2 separate regions of the Homo sapiens genome follow, and region 2 is linked to region 1. Evidence: read pairs that join two places in POLR2A ChIA-PET (ENCODE). Cell type or tissue: GM12878. All regions are shown on one strand. Each heading gives the region's core, and the rest is flanking DNA. Links, peaks and the distances in the headings are about the cores only.

Region 1 (7,854 bases), core at 1,699-5,698:
CCAGAACACACAGCTTATAACTTTCTCAGCACAGAAAGTTTTAATCCCATGCTTTTGAATGTTCTTGTTTAGCACTTAAAATACCTTTTAATTTTTTTTAATTTTTTTCTTCTCGTAATTTGGATTAAATTCAGTAGAAAATAACCCTTCCATAATGAAGTTGATGATAGAAAACTATGTCTCTATGTAACAGTCAGACGTAGCAGAGTATAATGGTTGGTTACAAAATAAATTTGTAGGCAGGCACAGTACCTCACTTTGGGAGGCTGAGGTGGGAGGACTACTTGAGCCCAGGAGTTTGAGACCAGCCTGGCAACATAGAGAGAGCTCATCTCTACAAAAAAAAATTAAAAATAACAAATAATTAGTTGGGCATGGTAGCAAACGCCTGTATCCCAGCTATTCGGGAGGCTGAGGTGGGAGGATGGCCTGAGCCCAGGATTTTGAGGCTGCAGTGAGTTGTGAACACACCAATACACTCCAGCCTGGGTAACAGAGTGAGACTTTGTCTCAAAAAAAATAGATTTATAAAAAATCAAGCTTGATGATATATTAACAATAATTACAACATATCATGGGGAAAAAAACCTATTCACAAGAGTAGCTAAAACTATAAAATAGGAATACATTTAACAAGAAAAGTATAGGACTTCAAAAACAACAACTGTTTAACTCTATTCAGGGAAATAAAATTAACAGATTAAAGTAGAGACACACCACTTTGTTTTTCAAAGGAAGAACTTAGAGAACATAAACCAATTGTAAACATGCTTGTTTATTAGCTGTTTTACAGTGGAAATGTTTGAGAGTATTTCACTGTCAGAGTTTGCAGAAATTGTCAGATATTAGAACAAATGAAATGTTATGTGCTCTACAGAGGCAGATCCAGATTTTGAGGGATCTGAAGCTTAAACACTTTGGAGGAGAAATCTTTGTCAATTAAAAATTAAAAATAAAACTAAAATGCAAAATCATAAATGCAAAAGCTCTGGGGCCCTTCCAGAGGCCTTAGGAAGGGCTATGGAATTGAAAGAGCCTAAAGCTTACTTTTCTTTAACTCCATAGCAGACCCACCTCTGTTGTCATAAAAATGTAAAGTTGGTCAGACTCGGTAGCTTATGCCTGTAATCTTGGCACTTTGGGAGGCTGAGGCAGGAGGATCCCTTGAGGCCAGAAGTTTAAGACCAGCCTAGGCAACATAGCAAGACTCCATCTCTACAAAACTAAAAACAAAAAATTAGCAGGAATAGTGGCACGTGCCTGTCATCCTGGTCCTTAGGAGGCCAAGGTGGGAGGATCCCTTGAGCCCAGGAGTTTGAGGCTGCAGTGAGCTATGACCACACCACTGCACTCCAGTCTGAGTGACAGAATGAGACTGCCTCTTTATAAAAAAAATGGAGGAGGAGGAGGAGGAGGATGATGAGGAGGAGGAGGAGGAAGAGGGAGGAAAGAAAAACTAAAACTGAGAAAGCAACACCACAGTTACCACAACTGGCACCCTATCGATATGTGTACCACTGGCAAACATCCAGAGAAAAACATCCACAGCAGACGACCCCCAACAGAGTTCCATGAACATGGTTCAGAGATGTCAAACACATGAACCTACCCGAGGTATGCATTTCCACCAGTTACCAGAACTCCAAAACATAACCAGACTACCAGCACCACAGATCAATTTAAAGAGTGAATCACCTGTGATTAGTGACCTAATAACACAATGACACAATTACACTCATTGCAAATGCATTGATATCTGGGAAAAAACAGAGGCAAGAGCAAAGACTGAAACATGTAAAGACACAATGGGCAACAATGCAACCTACCTTATGTATATAATAATAACAGCTGCTTACATGCACTTACCTACCAGGACCTATCCTAGCCACTTTATCTATACTGATCCATTTACCCCTCAAAAACTCCTATGAGGGAAGTATTATTATTCTCCCCAGTTTAAAGGTGAGACACAGAGAGATTAAGTAATTTGTCCTAGGTCATGCAATTAATAAGTAACAGATTTAGAATTTGAACCCAGATAATCTGGCACAAGAGTCCATCCTCTTAGTCTCTCACTCCCTAACTTCACAGAAATTCTGTAAACTCAGAGATGGACCTAGACCACAGCTAAAGTTTCCTACAACTAAGAAGGAACAGAATACAGCTGATAAGCTGATTCTAGAACTTCAAGAAATATATTATCTCATCCAGTGAATTTTGGTCTTGTTTCCTGCAGATATTTTCATCAGAACACCTATCATTAGAAAGTGATTGTGAAGTCTGAAAATAAAAAAATCACTCTGAGGTTCAAAAAAAATTTTTTTAATTATATCTGATCATTAGCATCAAGCTGCTCATCATTTTCCAAGAAAATTCAAAGTTTTACTATTTATCCTTATATTGTACTACAATCAGTCCTAGTCAGGATAAGTTAACCCAAAAATGAGCTTACTTTACTATTTTCTAAAGTGTTAAACTAAATTACAAATATATTGCAGTAAATGTCCAGGAGTCTTCAACTGTGACAGTTTCTCTGCTGTTGAGATAGACAATGAACGTGAATAAATTCATCTTTGAGTCACTTGTGAGTTTTCTTTAAGAAGAATCACTTAAAGTATATATGAAATGTACCATTTAACAAAACTCACTTTAAAGTTCTTGAGCCTTACCACCTAAGCATAACCCTTTTCAGCTTCTTTAATATAAGCATTCACAGGCTGGGCACAGTGGCTCATGCCTGTAATCCCAGCACTTTGGGAGGCCGAGGTAGGTGGATTGTCTGAGCTCAGGAGTTTGAGACCAGCCTGGGCAACACGGTAAAACCCCATCTCTACTAAAAATACAAAAACTTAGCCAGGCGTGGTGGCACGCACCTGTAGTCCCATCTACTCAGGAGGTTGAGTCATGAGAATCACTTGAACCCCGGAGGCGGAGGCTACAGCAAGCAGAGATCATGCCACTGCACTCTAGCTTGGGTGACAGAGTGAGACTCTGTCTCAAAAAAAAAAAAATATATATATATATATATATATGTATATAAAAGCATTCACAGAAATATTTTTTTTCTGCTGGTCTCTCTTTTCTGCACAATTCTAATTTACTTAAATGCACAGGGTTCCTAACACCTCACAGGGGTACAGTGCGGAAAAAAACAAACATAAATGAACCACTGGTAAAAGAACACCCGTTGCAAGGTTTGTTATCTATACAGCCAAAGAAGGGAAGGAGGAAGGAAACATATGAATAGAGGTGGTCAGTGAAGTTACTGTTTAAGGAAGTCCCCCTTTGTGGGAAGTAGAACAGTGTGGTTTAACAGTACACTCGCCCGAAAGATAAGACATCTTGGTTCGCCTCCTCAGATGGGATGTCACTTCAGAGAACACTGTCCCCTAGTTTCTTCACTTGTAAAATAGTCCGTGGGCAAATCTGTGGGTTGTTTACAGTTATACTTTATGGGGCACTGAAGACAACAGAACAATGCAAGTATGTATACAAAACACTGATATTTCTGTGGGATCTGTGCTATGTAAAATGTAAGAACAGGAGGAAACCTTGAAATCCTCTAGGCACAACTGCCCCATATTACACTTGGAAACCCAATGTCCAGTGAAGTTGAGAGTCCCGTGGGCAAGTGCAAACAACGGTGGCACACAAGGTAAGAACGCCAGGTCTCAAGAGACCCCCTTCATAGCACAGCAGAGGTAGCATAACAAAGTATGTCATTATGAACCCACAGAGGTAGAACTATAGCTTAATCAGATTGTAAGCTTAATGAGGCCAGAACCATTCATCTTTTAATTACTCCATCCCTAGCACTGGGTACACACTCACTAAATCTTTGTTGTACAAGTGATGAAGAAAGTAAAACAAATGAGCTGAGTCCCATATTACAAATAAAAGATACTTCTACCAGGAAATTATAAACATATTCCTCTCAAAGGCACAAAATTTATATTTTACAATCTTATGAGTAAGGAATTACACCTATCCATGTGACTTTCGTAGTCGCAAATAAAATTAACAGCAATGCCTATGTGATTGCTTGGAATAAAGATAGAATAAGAAACATGTCATCTAACTAGGTAATGGGGAAAAATTCCTTTCCAATAATCTATTAAAAATCATTTTGCAATTTCACCTCAGTCTCTTGCTTACTCGTTTAATTTTATTTAACAAACAATATTGCACATATTTTGTAGTATTTTCTTTTCAGGGGCTTACCAATGTAGAATCATGCGAAACTTTGAGAAAGTTTTCTAATATGAAAAGTAAAAAAGGTAAATGAAGAGCTTTGGTAAGAAGACCAAAATGGTATTTTTATCTGAAGTAGTAATCAGTGAACATTAATATTTATTTATCTCAGAAGTACAGTATATTCACAAAACTAAAAGGTAATAACATCAGAAGTCCTCCTAAAAAAGTAATAATAGAATTAATTGCTGAGTAACACAAGTGTTTCTAAGCTCCTTTCTGCATATAATTTTCTACACGTACCTGACCAGCATCAACCTATGGCTAACAGTTGGTGTGTCTGAAATAGTTTTAGAAACAACTCAAAATGTAGTATCACTTTCTTAAATTGTCATGTGATTTCTTTTGACAGTTGATAACTTTGTTTATAATAATGTCCACATCTAGTTTGGGGGAGAGATTAATACTAATAAATACTGAATTAAAACATACCCTTGTTTTAGATTTTTTTTAAGAGATAGTCTTGCTATGTTGCCCAGGCTAGACGTAAACTCTTGGACAACATAGCAAGACTCTGTCCCTGAAAAAAAATTTCTGGGTGTGATCCTCTGACCTCAGCCTCCTGAGTAACTGGGATTATAAGTGCTAGCCACTATGCCCAGCTGTTTCTAAATTTAAATAATGCACCACTTCAAAAAATAAAATGGAACAAAATTATGTGGGGAGTAACTCTCACAATGTGAGATCTTTATATTAAAGATCTTTTTGCTTACTTTAAATATTTACTGATCATCACCATTGTAATTACTACCAACAAAAACTTTTTTAAAAGGCTAATGGGTGCGAGGTATTGTGTGTGATATGTTTAAATTACAAAACAACTTCTTCCCTCAAGGAAATTATTATGTAGCCGGTGAGAAAAAAAGGCAATAATCATAACACATATACATTTAACAGGAAATTACATTTAAACAGGAATTCAGAAAGGGCAAGGCATGTATAACCAGAGGGGTGTACAAAGCCTCCCACTTAAAAGGATTTGGGATGAGACTTGAGTAAATAGACAGGAGAAGGAGAACTGCTAGGCACAGCAGGACCAAAGCTTCAAAGGTAGGAAAGTGACAAGCACAGACAGTCCCAAGTTATGGTTTGACCTAACGATTTTTCAAATTTATGATGATGCAAAAGCAATACATATTCAGTAGAAACCATACTTCATGTACCCATACTACCATTCTGTTTTTCACTTTTAGTACAGTATTTAATAAATTACATGAGGACTGGGTGTGGTGGCTGACACCTGTAATCCCAGCACTTTGGGAGGCCAAGGCGGGTGGATCACTTGAGCTCAGGATTTTGAGACCAGCCTAGGCAACATGGCAAAACCCCATCTCTACTAAAAATACAAAAAAAATAGCCAGGCGTGGTGGTATGTGCCTGTGGTCTCAGCTTCTAGGAAAGCTGACATGGGAGGATTGCTTGAGCCCAGGAGGTGGAGGTTGCAGTGAGCTGAGATCACACCACTGCACTCCAACCCGGATGACAGAGCAAGACCCTGTCTCAAAAATAAAAATAATTAGGCCGGGCACAGTGGCTCACTCCTGTAATCCCAGCACCTTGGGAGTCTGAGGTGGGCAGGTGACAAGAAGTGAGGAATTCAAGACCAGCCTGACTAACATGGCAAAACCCTGTCTCTACTAAAAATACAAAAATTAGCCAGGCGAGGTGGATCATACCTGTAATCTCAGCTACGTGGGAGGCTGAGGCAGGAGAATCGCTTGAACCCGGGAGGCGGAGGTTGCAGTAAGCCAAGATCATGCCATTGCACTCCAGCCTGGGCTACGAAGCAAGACTCCATCTCAAAAAATAAAACTAATTAAAATAATTTTTTAAATTACATGAGATACTCAACACTTTTTTATAAAAAGGCCTGTGCCGGGCGCAGTGGCTCACGCCTGTAATCTCAGCCCTTTGGGAGGCTGAGGTGGGTGGATCATTTGATGTCAGGAGTTCAAGACCAGCCTGGCCAACATGGCGAAACCCCATCTCTACTAAAAATATAAAAATTAGCCAGGCGTGGTGGCACGCATCTATAATCCCAGCTACCTGGGAGGCTGAGGCAGGAAAATCACTTGAGCCTGGGAGGTGGAGACTGCAGTGAGCTGGGATTGCGCCACTGTACTCCAGTCTGGGCAATAGAGTGAGACCCTGTCTCAAAAAAATAATTAATTAAATAAATAAAATAGGCTTGTGCTAGATGATTTGGCCTAACTGCAGGCTAATGTAAGTGTTCTGAGCACATTTAAGGTAGGCTAGGCTAACCTACAATGTTCAGTAGGTTAGGTGTCCCAAATACATTTTCAGCTTACAATGGGTTTATCAAGAGGTAACCCTGTCGTAAGACAAAGAGCATCGGTATTTGCAAGCAAAGGAGTCTGAATAGTCACTAGATGGTATCCATTATAACAACCATATTATTGACACTGTATAGAATTAGAGTCCTTATCCACTGGGCAACCCAGACACATCCTTTCCAGAACTAAGGCAGTGCACTCAGAGAGCATGATCCAGAAATATTCGATATGAGCTTGGGTCCAGGCTTAACAACCAGCTCACTAGGTGACCTGGAGCAAACCATCTCCTTATCTTCAGTTTTCACAAGTGAAAAATCTGGAGGTGATTCTTTAAAGTCTCTTTAAGCTCTAAAATTGCATGATTCCTCCTTATTACTAACAAATCAACTATCTCCTTGTATTTATCCTCTTGTAATTATTTGCTTTATAAATCTTTATAGGCCTCAGAACAGAACAGTTCCACAAACACACTAAGTCCCCTTTCACCCCAGGGCCTTTGCACCTGCTGTTCCCTCTGCATTGAATGGACTCTCTCTGCCCATCATTGCTCACATTCTCACCCTTGGCCAAGTGGCCTTCCCCAATCTCTACGCCCCAGGAAAAAAAAAAAAACAAAAAACTGTATACAGGTCTATACTCTTGCCACCAAGGATTCCTCCACTCATAATTTGGTCTCTTTTTAAACTGTCTTCCAGTGTAAATGCTATCATCCCTATCTTCAAAATAAACACTTTCTAGAAACTATTAATTACAAGGAAGTAATTTCAAAGATTTCTAAGAATTCCTCAGCCCAGTAGTTCATAGCATAAAAGGAGAAATACAACTCAAGTTACACAAATTGTGATGTCAAATGTAGTTCTTTTTTAAAAAAAATGCAAGAAGTTACATACATTTCAAATTAAGACAATTTTTTTTCAAGGTAGACAGGTAGGAGAAGAGGGGTGGGTAGAAACACTATGTTTATTTCAACTACAATGCCATTTTCCAAATATTCTAGGAATCATTCTTTTTGTAATTGCCTTCAGTTCCTATGTCACAGTCTTGAATATGTTCAGTGGAAAAATAGCTAAATAAAACTTTGCTTAAAACTCAACTTTCTGATATCACTAAAAATTGCTGACGGACAAGTTTTATGACTAAATTAAATTAAGTAATACCATTTCTGAACAACAATGCTGATTTTTCATATAGCCTTTCTCTCATCATAATACAAATAATCAAATGAATAAAACACAACTATCACAGCCAGATCAAAGAGTGTTTTTCAAGATCTAGAATATGTCTATTGTTTCTACTCTTAAGTTGCAGG
Region 2 (7,854 bases), core at 2,449-6,448, 320 kb after region 1:
TGGCGCTTTTTCAAAGCATATTGTCAAGTATGCTTCAGCAATGTGGTTTAGCAAATACTGAAGTAACAAAAGAGGAACACTTCTATGTAGATTCTTATTACAAATCTGATGTGTAATACTTCCAAAATTTATTTCAGTAAAAATTCTATGATAATCAAAAACTCATTTATATTTGACTTTGTAAAGTGTTTTAAATTTGCATTTGAAAATAAAATTCAAGCTCATCTGCATGTCATACGAGTCCCTTTATGCTCAACTGATCATCCTTCTCTCCCTAGCCTCAACTACGACCACTTCCCCCTCTCTGAACTTCACACACCAGCAAAACTGAGCTTGCTCTTGTTTTCCAAACACACCATGCTCTTTTATAGACCCGTGTTTTAGCCTATGTTGCCCCTTTGCATGGAATATCCACTAAGTAAACTTCTAATCATCTTTTAATGATGACTCCAGACTTTTAAGGAGGCCTTCTGTTCTACCACCACCACCTCTGTGTAATCAAACTTGGACACTTACCATGCTGACTGTAAACTGTTTATGTGCCTGACTTCCCTACTACACATGTATCCACTGGACCATGTGTGATTGCCTCTATACCTTTGGTGTATCTCCAGTGCCTATGCATGGCAGGTACTGAGGAATTTTTGATGCAACAAATTGAAATTAAGTATATAAAATGTTTTGAGAATTTGCATCACTGCTTCAAATAACGATCGATTTCTGAATCAGAAGGAAAAGGAAAGCCAAGCTTCTCCATCATACTCCCATGCTATTATACATACATCTTGCTAGAAATTCTCAGATATTATTAACTAAAAAATTAGTAACAAATATGCTTTCTACATAAAAAAATAAAGTTTAGGATAAATTCTAATGCCAAGACTAAACTGCAATAAAACATTTTTTATCTATATAATTCTAATCAACAAAAAAGTAAGTAGAGCTTCAATTTTTAATCTTTCTCAACCTTACAATACTTGATCAATAACTTCCTTCTTGAAAAGTTCCTCCCTTGGCTTCCGAAAGACCACTTCAATGGCACCAAGGCACCAAGAGTGGGCTCAGGTGCCAGAGGGAAAAAAAATCGGGACTCTCAGCAAGGATGAGAAATCTTTAAGTGAGATTTTTATTAATATACAGCATAGCCAGGCTCCAGGGTTCCTTCTGGACTGATGGCCCCTGCTTCTGTCTAGTCCTAAAATATCCAGTTTCTCAGGTTTCCTTTAGTTGTTGCCTTCTGTTCTTTTCAGTTTTCCTTCCATGGTTTCAGCCATTCACTTATACAACACTGAAACCCTTAATTTGTTACTTCCACCCAAGTTTTCCTCTAAAACTTCAGATCCCAAAATTTAACTGACCACCAGGCACCTCCTTTAGTATGTTTCTGGGTCACTTCTGAGTCAACATGTCCAAGACGGAACTCATTGCCCCCTCTCCTTCCCTGCTGTAAGATCTGTTCCTGCATTCCCACTCTCTTGAGTGGTGCAACATTGATCTACCTGTCAAGGCCATTCATCAAATCCTTGATGCCTCTTCCCCACTTTCCCATTAAATCCCATCAGTTACTTCCTTGGTCTTTTTGTAAACCATCTCTCTTCCTTCTTCATTACCTCTGCAATTGTCTTGGGACAGTCCCACATTATCTTTTGCCCAAATTCTTCTAACAGATTCCTTACCAACTGTCCTCTCCTCCTCCCTGCTCTATTTTCTATCCTGTGGCTAGAGTGATCCTCCTAAAATGCAAACCCTAATACGCCAACTAAAAATCCTTTAAGAGCTCCTACTGGTTTAGATAAAACCAGTTTGTTACTATGAAATGCAAGATCCCCATGATCTTGCCCCTTCCTATGCCTTCAGCCTCATGTCTCATCACACTCTACTTGCATTTTTTTGAACTCTGTGCCCAAGGTAGGCGGTACTAGTTGGAAGTGTCTGGAACACCATGCTTTCTCACGCTTACAAGCCTTCATTCACACATTCTCCATTTCTTTGCATTTAACCTCCCCTCCCCAAACTGCCATAGATGCCTGTCTAGAATTACTTGTCTTTCAACACTCAGCTCAGATGTTGGTTCCTTTCTGAAACCACTCCTTTAGATAGATGCTACATACTCCCCTAGCACTTTTAATGTATTCCAGCCGAGTGTTGATTACTATGTTTAGTTGTTAAGCTAAACACTGTTGGGAAGCTAAGTTGTGGCGTTTCTTTTAGATGGGGAATGTATAGTCTGTTTCTCTAACAGACAGTAAGCTTTCTAACAGCAGGCCTTCTCCCCATCCCCACTTGGTTGTTCATAACAGCTATCATATTGTCTAACACTGGGTATGAGCTCAATCAATGTTTGTTAAATCAAAGAATGAATAAATAAACAAATGAAAATTCCTAGTAGAGTAACTTCATCAATTTCTGAGCATCTTACCTCAGATATATCAAAATGAAAATCTAAGGTCTTCCCAGGCAACTCCTTAGAAACATTATTAAAAATTTTAGTGAAGGATATTTCAGGAGAACCTGTATCTCCTCCATAGGTCTTGGGGATATCACTGGGTACGACAAGACTCGCAGAGCGTGACACCACCAGCTTTAATATGTTAAGGGCTTCCTTCCAGTAAGGACTCTGGTTTAAAAAATAATTGACACGTAAAAGTTACAAATGCACATTCAACTAAGAACAACAATTTACTGTACACCATAAAAATATTATTTCTACAAAAATACTTGTAAAAATTATTCATTTTGAAGATCCTTAATGAAAGGTTTGAGTTACAAAAGGAAAGAAAACACAAGTTATTATTTGTACTGTTAGATTTATCAGATACCATATGTGTAATAATGCTACCCAACTGAAATATCTTGCTTTTCTCCCAATAAGTGCTTTGTAATTATCATTAATTTGGACAGACTAATACAGTAACTTGGCAGTAGTGGTAAACAAAACATTTGTATATACGTCAGCTTTTAGCTGAATGAAGTTTATAGCTTTGAGACTCTAAAATTTAAGTATTTTAAGTCTTTGCAGATAAAAATTTTTTAACGAATACCTTCCTTTTTAGACATAAAAATATTAAAATACTAAAATACAGTTAAGTCTTTTTTTCTTGATGGCCCAGGCCCCAAATACTGAGAGTAGATACCATGCTAATGTGATGTTCTCAGGGATTACTGAGTTGTGTAGGGTGAGGTTTTTTTTTCTTCCCTACATATTTTGGCTATTTTAAAAAAATTTTTCTGCTTGTCTTAGTTTTGTATATTCCTACCAATGAAATCTAGGAATTATTTATGAGCTAGATGTATATGTAGAGAACAGTGAATGTTTGATAAAGACTTTATAATATCTTTCTTTTACCACCCACTGAAAAGGATACATAGAAAAAACTACTTCTTACTTATGGTACCAAAAATCACATCTCAACCTTGTATTATATTATACATATTCTTTCACAGCTGATATCTGAGGAAGGAAAAATAACCATTAAGACACCAAAAAAGGAAGTAAAAAATCTTTGGCAGAATTGGGTTATCCAATTGAGTTCATAACATCTTGCTATGAAGACACCTAAAACACAAAATACTTGATAATAAAAAGGTCTACATGATACTGTGACATTTTAAGAACAGCACTGTAAAAAGTAGTTTAAAGGCCGGGAGCAATGGCTCACGCCTGTAATCCCAGTACTTTGGGGGGCCAATGCAGGCAGACCACTTGAGGTCAGGAGTTTGACACCGGCCTGGCCAATGTGGTGAAACCCCATCTCTACTAAAAATACAAAAATCAGCTAGGCATGGTGGTATGTGCCTCTAATTCTAGCTACTTGGGAGGCTGAGGCAGGACAATCCTTGAACCCAGGAGGCGGAGGTTGCAGTGAGCCAAGATCGCACCTCTGCACTTCAGCCTGGGCAACAGAGACTCCATCTCAAAAAAAACAAAACAAAACAAAAAAAAGTTTATATTTAACAAAATCATGACTAAGTAGAAATAATCATCATATTTTTTCTGACAGAAATAATTACAATCTCTGGGCATCATGAAATGCTAAACTTTAGGGATGTTTTCATAAATTATATTGCTGGTTGTGTTTAAATGTAAAAGACTATCGATAATTCAATTCTGTGAAATATTTAGTTGTTTAATAAAGCACAAGCCAGCAGCTGTGATGAGCCATCAGCTAAATATGATCTTGATTCACACATTTATAAAGAAATCTGGAAAAAAAATTGAGTCAACATTTTAAAATCAGGAGATTTTACAGAAAAATGTAGATTTCCAGCTTCTCTTAAAGTGAGAAGTCTGCCACACTGGACCCATATTCTAACATGAAAACCACCAGAGGAAGCTAAGTTGTGTTTCTCCTTTGAGATGGGGAGTGTGCAGTTCACTTAGCCACAAATCTATGCTCCTTCTGGTTATCTGCTTGTCCACTGGCAAGTTGAGCTTGTGGTTCTGAACATAAGAAATGTACCTATGGTTCAGAAGGTAGTGAATTCAATGTGGTATATGTTTCTATGTGAAATATAGCAAATATTTTATAAGTTTTTTTTTTTTAAGGCTTAAGAAGAAAAGAGAAATGTGCTTTAGAAAGAGATATAACTGCTATCTGGTAAAGCCTCACTCACTGAAGGATAAGACACAAGATAAATAGGGCCACCAGAAAATCTCCCGTTTTTTTGATATCTGCAATCACTGATTTTCAAGGGAATGTAAGAGGTAATGTGGATTACATAACTGAATCACTGAAAACATTTTACTACAGTTTTATTACTTTCAGATATGAACTAGAATAAATTCCTTGCCAGCTAAGTATTTCCCATTCTAAGTTCTGCTCTAGTGAATGCAAACGTAACTGGAGTATAAACACAACATATTAATCTATTAAGGTTGTTAATGAGCTTGTTCTCTTTGGTGAGTTGTATCCATCCTACTGATCTGCTCAGCAATGCAAAGCTTTCTTAACTGGTAGCTCAAACCGACAGCTTAACTGAATTTCAAAGGTGAAATTCAGCAAAGACCAGGCCGACTTGTCATCATTTACATTTAAATCAAGTTTAATTTTCCACTTTCTAAATATCTGGCACTTTTTATCAGACACACAAAAAAATCTCTAAAATGCAAACTCTTCAAAGAGGTTTTCTGTTTCTAAAAGTAGTGTATGCCCACTAAGTAGAATCTCGTTAAAAAACAGAAAGGTACGAAGAAAGAAAGAACAATGAGGCCAGGCACGGTGGCTCACGCCTGTAATCCCAGCACTTTGGGAGGCTGAGGTGGGCAGATTACCTGAGGTCAGGAGTTCGAGACCAGCCTGGCCAACATGGTGAAACCTATCTCTACTAAAAATACAAAAATTAGCTGGGTGTGGTGGTACATGCCTGTAATCCCAGCTACTTAGGAGGCTGAGGCAGGAGACTCACTTGAATCCAGGAGGCAGAGGCTGCAGTGAGCCGAGACTGCGCCACTGCACTCCAGCCTGGGCAACAGAGCAAGACTCCTTCTCAAAACAAAAACAAAAACAACCAATGAGTCACAGTCCTAATTTCCAGAGTTTTGACTGCTGCAATGTGTATATGCATTCCTTCCTGTCATTACAGAACATTACAGAAATTGTTAATACGAAAAGTAGAAATCATACTAATTCTGATTCTGGTTTTTGTCACTTACATTGAGAACATTTTCCATACTGCAAATATCCTGAAAACACGATTTATGGTTGAACCACTTCCCCATTCTTCGACATTTAAGGCATTTCCAATATTGTGTGATTATAAATCATTTTTAGATGAAAAATGTTATATGTAAGTTTTGTGGTCACTCACCTGTACATATTTGCCAATAATCTTTATGATCTCCAGATTAAACTGCTTGGCTGGGGCTGCAGACAGGTCAATATGACTCAATAGACTATAAATAATCTGTAGTAATGATTGCTGCATACTGGACAATCCTTTCTCTAACAGCTAAAAATAATGTTAAAAGTAATATTAAAGTATACTTTAATCAGGTTGAATAAAAACTCAATATTTACATTTGACAGGTTGGAAAACATAGATTTAGCCTATGAGTTTATAGTTATGTGGATTAGAAATCTAGAGACTAATAAAGTGAAAGGCAGAGTCTATTACTGTTATTTTTCCTTGGTTCAGAAAGGAGAATTAGACGATAACTTTTCATCTAAATCATGGTGTTTTATTTCCTTAACTAATTTAGTAGGTATTACTTTATTATAAACTGACAAACATTTTTAGTGACTAGGAATCTCTTGCTTTTGACTTTCTCTTTGTGCCTATCTACTTAGTAATTTACTTTTCTGGGTATAAAGTTACTTCTTAGGCATCAAATAGATATTAACTTTTTGTGCTGTTCTAGGGCTACTTTATCATCCATTTTTTGCTGTCTCAAAATCATATTTTAGATAGGAAGCAAATGTATCATCAAACTAAAAACTTTTCCAGAAGAAATACTTTTGTATGCTGTAATTATTATTCTAGAAAAGATTTCTAAGCTAAAACCTAATTTTGTAGAAATAAAAATTATAACCATTCTCTAGGATCAGGACCACTAAAAACCCATTTTCCATTTTTAATTAGGTAAAGTGTATATTATTTTGAGTTTCATGTCACTTAAGGACAGTAAATAAGGATATAAACACTGGACATGGAAAAAAAACCCACCTTTATAAAAACTTCTTTTACACTTGATAGGAAGTAACTTATATTTTTATCTTAAAAAATTGTTAACTATGTTGACTGTCAGACAATTTGAATATCAGTTAATACCAGTGCTGCTTCTGCATATAAATCAACTTGATAAGGTGCCACAGAGTAGTTAAAATATATATATGTGTATATATATACACATACACACACACACACACACACACACACACATATATATATAGTAAATAAGAAAATATTTTTGGTAAATTTACCTCTGCAAGATAAGTCACAAGATTAAATGTTGTATCTGAGAAGGAGTCATGCAGGTATCTGCACACGACATTGATCCAGTTAGAACAGTCTCTGGAATACGTGTGTGTACTGTACAAACTCATCATGTGTGCCAGATTGACAAGTGTTGGGCATTTTTCTTCTGCACAAACCTAGAAAACAAATAAAATTATTTCATTCACCTAAAATAAAGACACAAGTTTAACTTGATTTTATGCTAAATGTATTCGCTTAATGAAATAATTTAGATGTATATTGGTTTTAATGCATTTTACTTCAATACGTTAGAAAAGTGAAACGAGAAAAAAAGCACAAGGCATTCTTCACAGAATAGTAAGAGCTAATACAGAAAGAGGATTAATGTCTTTGTGGGTACTAAATAGTACGGCCTTCTTCAGTCTGAAGATCTGTAAACTGTCTCTGGCAGAAACCATGTATGGTGTGAACTCGGGACATCATTTTGGAATTGCTTTGTCAAACCCAGGATGGATCAGTGCACAAGTGACTACACAGGCAGATATAACTAGGGAATTCTCAGGGAGGCTCCGAGCTGCTGTGACTGGGAGGAAATGCTTCAGCCTCCAGCTGTGCCCGGGGTATCTCAGTAGAGCAGTCAGTTGCAAACAGCCTCAACATGTGTGACAGTCAAAGGACATCACTGGGGCTCTGATGAAATCTGGAGTCCAGAATCTCCAATGGATGACAGTCTGCATGGTGGACCTCAAACTGCTCTTCCGGAAATCACCTAAAGCTCTAAGATCCTCGGCCAATCTTTTAAAGGCTACTCCAAAATGTACTGACTCTCATGTTTGTTTGATACAATATTAAAGAATCTGAACCAACTAATGTTTGGGGGGAATTTTACTGACTGAATGCACTTCTTAGTCTGTTTGTTCCCTGGGTTATTGGTGAGGA

What was found. ChIA-PET counts read pairs that join two places held together with the same protein. Peaks named below come from ENCODE experiments on the same cell type or tissue, not always from the same donor. Only the 100,000 strongest peaks of a DNase experiment are listed, where the experiment ranks them.
Region 2: POLR2A ChIA-PET joins it to region 1 with 5 read pairs; 2 of 35 experiments call an interaction of 5 or more read pairs at or near these places.

The regions. Positions count from the first base shown.
Region 1 is chr4:48,209,101-48,216,954 of GRCh38, forward strand. All of the region lies in intron 2 of TEC (tec protein tyrosine kinase), which reads right to left. Among named protein-coding and RNA genes, the nearest start is that of TEC, 57 kb to the right of the region's middle. RefSeq lists enhancers at 1,521-1,660, 2,730-2,789, 3,320-3,379, 3,400-3,449. In GM12878, for the core only: no CTCF peak of the experiment used is centred there; a DNase peak (open chromatin) is centred at 3,244; H3K4me3 peaks cover 1,991 bases; H3K27ac peaks cover 3,587 bases.
Region 2 is chr4:48,528,737-48,536,590 of GRCh38, forward strand. It overlaps FRYL (FRY like transcription coactivator), which reads right to left. Exons shown (of 64, transcript NM_015030.2): 48 at 6,921-7,091; 49 at 5,809-5,949; 50 at 2,420-2,617. Among named protein-coding and RNA genes, the nearest start is that of ZAR1, 42 kb to the left of the region's middle. In GM12878, for the core only: no CTCF peak of the experiment used is centred there; no DNase peak of the experiment used is centred there.